Regions from separate parts of the Homo sapiens genome. Here region 2 is linked to region 1. A link is a loop called in an ENCODE intact Hi-C map of the cell type or tissue named here. Cell type or tissue: OCI-LY7. All regions are shown on one strand. Links, peaks and the distances in the headings refer to the core of each region. The heading gives the core; the rest is flanking DNA.

Region 1 (2,808 bases), core at 229-2,728:
CACCCACTCCAGATGCCTCCCTGATCTGTGGGGCAGGGACAGGCAGGGTGCAGGGTTCAGCTGGATTCCTGGCCATTGACTGACCTGGGCTGCCCTGGCTCTGAGCTGGTGACCTGGCTCCTGCAAGCTTGTATCCTCACTGGGGTCCTCCTCCTGCCCCTTCTCCACCTGGCACAGCAGGGCTGGGCACCAGGTCTCTTTGCCTGGTCCAGGAAATGTGCCTCCATTGGGGCCTGCGGTCCCACTTCTGGGTCTGGTCTCTTTCCTGCATTTCCTTCTCCAACCCTGAGGCATTCTAGGTTCTGGGGTTGTGTACTGTAGAATAACTGTGTCATCTCCCATACGCTGAGTATATGCTGCATGCTGGGCCCTGGGGGAGTCCCTTCCTTGCCATGATAGCCAAACTCACAGCAGGAACTGGGGGCCAGAGATGGCCCCAGCCATCTCTGCCACCTGGTATTCACAGCCTCTCATATATTGTAATAAGGTTAGTCTGTGTGACCAGTACAAGACAGTAGAAGTGAGGGCATGTCTTCAAAGGCTAGGTCATAAACCACATTACGCTTTCTCAGATTGCTCACCCTGGGAAGCCAGCTGCCCTGTCATGAGCAGCCCTTTGTGTTTTTTTTTTTTTTTTTTTTTTTTTAGAGACAGGGTCTTTCTCTGCAGCCCAGGCTGGAGTGCAGTGGTGCAATCATGGCTCACTGCAGCCTCAACCTCTGGGCTCAAGCGATCCTCCTACTTCAGCCTCCTGAATAGCTGGGACCATAGGTGCTCCACCATGCCTAGATAATTTTTTACTTTTTGTAGAGATGGGGTCTCCCTGTGTTGCCCAGGCTGGTCTGGACCTCCTAAGCTCAAGCGATCCTCTCACCTCAGCCTCCTAAAGTGTTGGGATTACAGGCGTGAGCTACCACGCACTGCCGTGAGCAACCCTTTGGAGAGGCCCACGTTGTGAGGAACTGAGGCCTCCTGCCAACAGCCATGCGCAGAAGCCATCATGGAAAGGGCTCCTCCCACCCAGTCCAGTCTTCAGGACTGCAGCCCTGGCCAACTATTTTTTTTTTTTTTTTTTTTGAAGTGGAGTCTCACTCTGTCACTCAGCCTGGAGTGCAGTGGCACAATCTTGGCTCACCGCATCCTCTGCCTCCCAGGTTCAAGCAATTCTCATGCCTCAGCCTCCCGGGTATCTGGGACTACAGGCATGCCCCACCATGCCTAGTTTATTTTTGTATTTTTTTTTTTTTTTTTAGAGATGGGTTTTCACCATGTTGGCCAGGCTGGTCTCAAACTCCTGACCTCAAATGATCCACCTGCCTCGGTCTCCCAAAGTGCTGGGATTACAGGCATGAGCCAATGCTCCTGGTCCTGGCCAACATTTTGATTGTGACTTTATGAAAGACCCCTGAGCCAGAACTACCCAGCAAGGCCACTCCTGGACTCCTGACCCACAGAAACAGTGAGATATTAAACATTTGTTGTCTTCAGCTGGTAAGTTTTGGAGTCATTCGTTACGTAGCAACCAATAGCTAATACAGTCAGCTCCTTCAGTCCTCAGGAGAAGTCTCTGCTGTGTAAGACTATTGTTCTCCCTGGTCCAAGCAGAAAACAGCAGCTCACAATCACCCAAAGAGGAAGTTGTGCAGAGAAATGCAAACTTGAGGGTTTGCATCTGTTGGAGCTGGTGCCACATCAGACCTCTGGGCTTTCCATCCGTCGGCAACCATACCGCCCTACTCAGCAAGCGTGACCTAAGCTTGGAAGGCTTAACTCCTCAAAATAAGCCCACAAGGGTTCATCGCCCTGATTTCACAGATGAGCAAACACGTCAGACCACCACGACTCACTCAGGGTCGCACAGCTGGTGAGGAGGGGCGCCCTGCGGGAATTCAGTCACCTGGGTTTATTGGAGGCTGGTGCCCTGCTGTGCAGGAGTGGCACCTCTTCAGGGCAGGGAGGAATGCTGAGGTGTCTGCCCAAGGCTGGTCTTTGTGGTCTCAGGCTGTCCCCCAACTCCAGGGCTGCTGGGCCTGGTGAAAACCTGAAGATTCCCCTTCCACTTCCCCAAACCCTCAGCTGGCACAGAGCCTACAGCCTGGGGTGATGAGATGTGGTCACCTGCAGGACCGGGGTTTTAAGAAGCAGCTGTTTCCTGTGGTCTTGACTTTTAAAGAGGTTTCAAGTCCAACTTGGACCCTCAGCTCTGGGGATGCCTGTAACCATGGCAGCGGCTCACAACAGCAACAACAAATATTTGCTGAAAGAGAAAGAGCAGGGAGGGAGGGAGACAGCGAGGGAAGCAGGAGCATGGCTCACCCCTGGGCACCTGCAGATGGCTGGGGGGCTATCCCTAGGTTCCCAGGGGGCACTCAGATGCCTCCAGTAACAACTTTTCTACTATCCTGTGCCTGGGTGGAGAGTTTGTCTGTGGGGGTGTTGGGAGGTCCCATGCCCCGTCTTAAGCACTGTTTCCCCCAGGTCTCTGCATAAAATATGTCCCCAGGACATCATGTCCAGGACCAGACCTCAGGTGGGCCTCCCTTGACCTAATTATTCATGTGAACTTAGACAAGTCCTTTCTTTTACCAGAGCCTCAGTTTCCTCATCTGCGAAAGGGGAATAGCAAACTGGCCTGTGTTTTCAGAGGTGTGTGGCTAAAGTGAATTCCAGGCCAGGCACAGTGGCTCACAGCTGTAATCTCAGCGCACTGGGAGGCTGAGGCCGGAGGATCGCTTGAGGCTAGGAGTTTGAAGCAAGCCTGGGCAGCAAAGTGAGACACTGTCTCTATAAAAAATAAAAATAAATAAT
Region 2 (2,808 bases), core at 73-2,572, 60 kb before region 1:
AGAATCTCTTGAACCTGGGAGGCAGAGGTTGCAGTGAGCTGAGGGTGCGCCACTGCACTCCAGCCTGGGCAATAAGAGCAAGACTCAGTCTCAAAAAAAAAAAAAAATGATTTAGAAACCTACCGTTTTTGTGCTGGGATTACAGGTTTGAGTCATAGTGGTGATGCATGCATGCACGACATGGTGAATGAATTTCATGCTACTGAATTGTACACTTAAAATGGTTAAAATGGGCTGGGCTGGGTGCGGTGGCTCACGCCTGTAATCCCAGCACTTTGGGAAGTCGAGGCGGGCGGATCACGAGGTCAGGAGATCGAGACCGTTGGTGAAACCCCATCTCTACTAAAAATACAAAAAATTATCCAGGCGTGGTGGCGGGCACCTGTAGTCCCAGCTACTTGGGAGGCTGAGGCAGGAGAATGGCGTGAACCCGGGAGGCGGAGCTTGTAGTGAGCCGAGATTGCACCACTGCGCTCCAGCCTAGGCGACAGAGCGAGACTCCATCTCAAAAAAAAAAAAAAAAAAAAAAAGTTAAAATGGCAAATTTTATGTTATGTATATTTTACCATGTTTTTCATTTTATTTTATTTTTTGAGACAGAGTCTTACTCTGTCACCCAGGCTGGAGTGCAGTGGCACGATCTTGGCTCACTGCAAACTCCACCTTCTGGGTTCAAGTGACTCTCGTGCCTTAGCCACCTGAGTAGCTGAGATTATGGGTGTGTGCCATCACGCCCAGCTAATTTTTATATTTTTAGCAAAGGCAGGGTTTCGTCATGTTAGCCAGGCTGGTCTTGAACTCCTCACCTCAAGTGATCCACCCGACTCGACCTCCCAAAGTGCTGGGATTACAGGCGTGAGTCACCGCGCCCGGCCTTACCGTGTTTTTAAAATTTTAATAATGTAATATGCCCCAAACCATTGAATTCTACACTTTAAGTGGGTGCATTGTAGGATATGTATATTACATCTCAATAAAGCTGTTTTTATTTTAATTAATTTACTTTTTATTTTTTGAGACAGGGTCTTACTCTGTCATCCAGACTGGAGTGCAGTGGTGCAGTCACAGCTCACTGCAACCTTGACCTCCCCGGGCTCAAGGGATCCTCTCACCTCAGCCTTCTGAGCAGCTGCAGTCACAGGTGTGCACCACCATGCTTCACTGACTTTTGTATTTTTGGTAGAGACAGGGTCTTGCTATGTTTCCCAGGCTGGTCTTGAACTCCTGGCCTCCAGCGATCCTCTCACCTCAACCTCCCAAAGTGCTGGGATTACAGATTTGAATCACTGCACCCAATCAAAGTTGTTTTTAAAAAAGCCAAGGCCAGGTGCAGTGCCTCATGCCTGTAATCCTAGCACTTTGGGAGGCCCAGGCAGGTGGATTGCCTGAGCTCAGGAGTTCGAGACCAGCCTGGGTAACACAGCGAAACCCTATCTCTGCTAAAATTAAAAAAAAAAAAAAATTAGCCGGGTGTGGCAGCATACGCCTGTAATCCCAGCTACTCGGGAGGCTGAGGCAGGAGAATTGCTTGAACCCAGGAGGCAGAGGTTGCAGTGAGCTGAGATCATGCCACAGCACTCCAGCCCGGGCGACGAAGTGAGACTCCGTCTCAAAAAGAAAAAAAAAAAAAGCCGAAAAGGCCAGTGGCAGGTGCTGGTACAGCAGATGGGCCTTCCCTTTGGCCTCTTCTGGTTCTCTCTACTGTTTGTGAAGGGGAGAAATGGATCCTGTGAGGTGACGAGGATCCCGTTGGCGATCACCGCACCCAGCATGACGCCGAGTGGTCAGGGAAACTCCCAGACTTACAGAGAATCCCCTGAGAGGCAGTGCTATGGGTGAGGTGGAGGCCGCCCTAGCAGGCCACATCCCTGGAGGTCACTGAAGAGTCCCAGAAAACCATGCTGGAAGCCCCCATCCAGGAAAAATTCAGTAACTCAAAGGTCTCAACATGCCAGAGGCTTTAGGAGCCAGGAACCCAAGAGGGGACATCTGAGTCATGCAGTGCCGCACTGTCGTCAGCCAGAGATGCTTTAAAGACAAAAAAAAATTTTTTTTCAATGAAAATAGCTTTTCTCTGCTTTCTGATGATGTAAAAATACATGCTCATTGTAAAAGTAATTGCAACAACATAGAAAATTATAAAGAAGAAAAGACACCTAAATGTCACCACTAACATTTTGGGACCATCTTTTCAAGCGTCTATTTAAGCATTTACACACACATGCATATACACACAGGTTCATAAATAGGATCCCATTATACAAGCACATTATATTATGGAAATTTTTTTTGTTTGTCTTGCCTCTGCCTCCTTCCCCCATTCCTTCTCTTCCTTCCTTCCCCTCCTCTCTCCCCACTCTCCCTCCCTCTTTCTCTCTCTCTTTCTTTCCTTTCCCCATCACTCCCTTCTGGCCAATGTCAGCCTGGGATATGACTCTGTCCATTTTCTCTGTACTCCTGTTATGTTAAACAAACATGCCACGACATATCTACATAATCATGAAGGGAGGAATGAGGGCTGTGGCCAAGAGGTGCCATGACCTTGTAGGAGAGGGTGATCCCAGGGATGGGTGCAGCCAGGGAGGCTTCCTGGAGGAGGTGGAAGATGTACGTATCCATTGCTACATAACTCACCACCCCAAGGGTAGTGGCATGAATCACAATCATTTTAGTAGGTTCATGGCTTCTGTGGGTCTGGAATTCAGGAAAGGCACAGTCTTTGTTCCACGTGTCTGGAATCTCAGCTGGGAAGACTGGGATCATCTGGGGGCTGTTCCACTCCCAGTTCTACTGTCTAGGTGCCTGGAA

What was found. Peaks named below come from ENCODE experiments on the same cell type or tissue, not always from the same donor. Only the 100,000 strongest peaks of a DNase experiment are listed, where the experiment ranks them.
Region 2: it touches region 1 in a loop (8-fold over the local background); 1 of 110 quality-filtered maps calls a loop at or near these places.

What each region holds. Positions count from the first base shown.
Region 1 is chr7:98,641,150-98,643,957 of GRCh38, reverse strand. No RefSeq gene overlaps it. Among named protein-coding and RNA genes, the nearest start is that of NPTX2, 25 kb to the right of the region's middle. RefSeq lists an enhancer at 590-649. In OCI-LY7, for the core only: no CTCF peak of the experiment used is centred there; DNase peaks (open chromatin) are centred at 497, 1,677 and 2,147; H3K4me3 peaks cover 1,553 bases; H3K27ac peaks cover 2,500 bases.
Region 2 is chr7:98,700,553-98,703,360 of GRCh38, reverse strand. No RefSeq gene overlaps it. Among named protein-coding and RNA genes, the nearest start is that of NPTX2, 85 kb to the right of the region's middle. In OCI-LY7, for the core only: no CTCF peak of the experiment used is centred there; DNase peaks (open chromatin) are centred at 1,130 and 1,650; H3K27ac peaks cover 2,447 bases.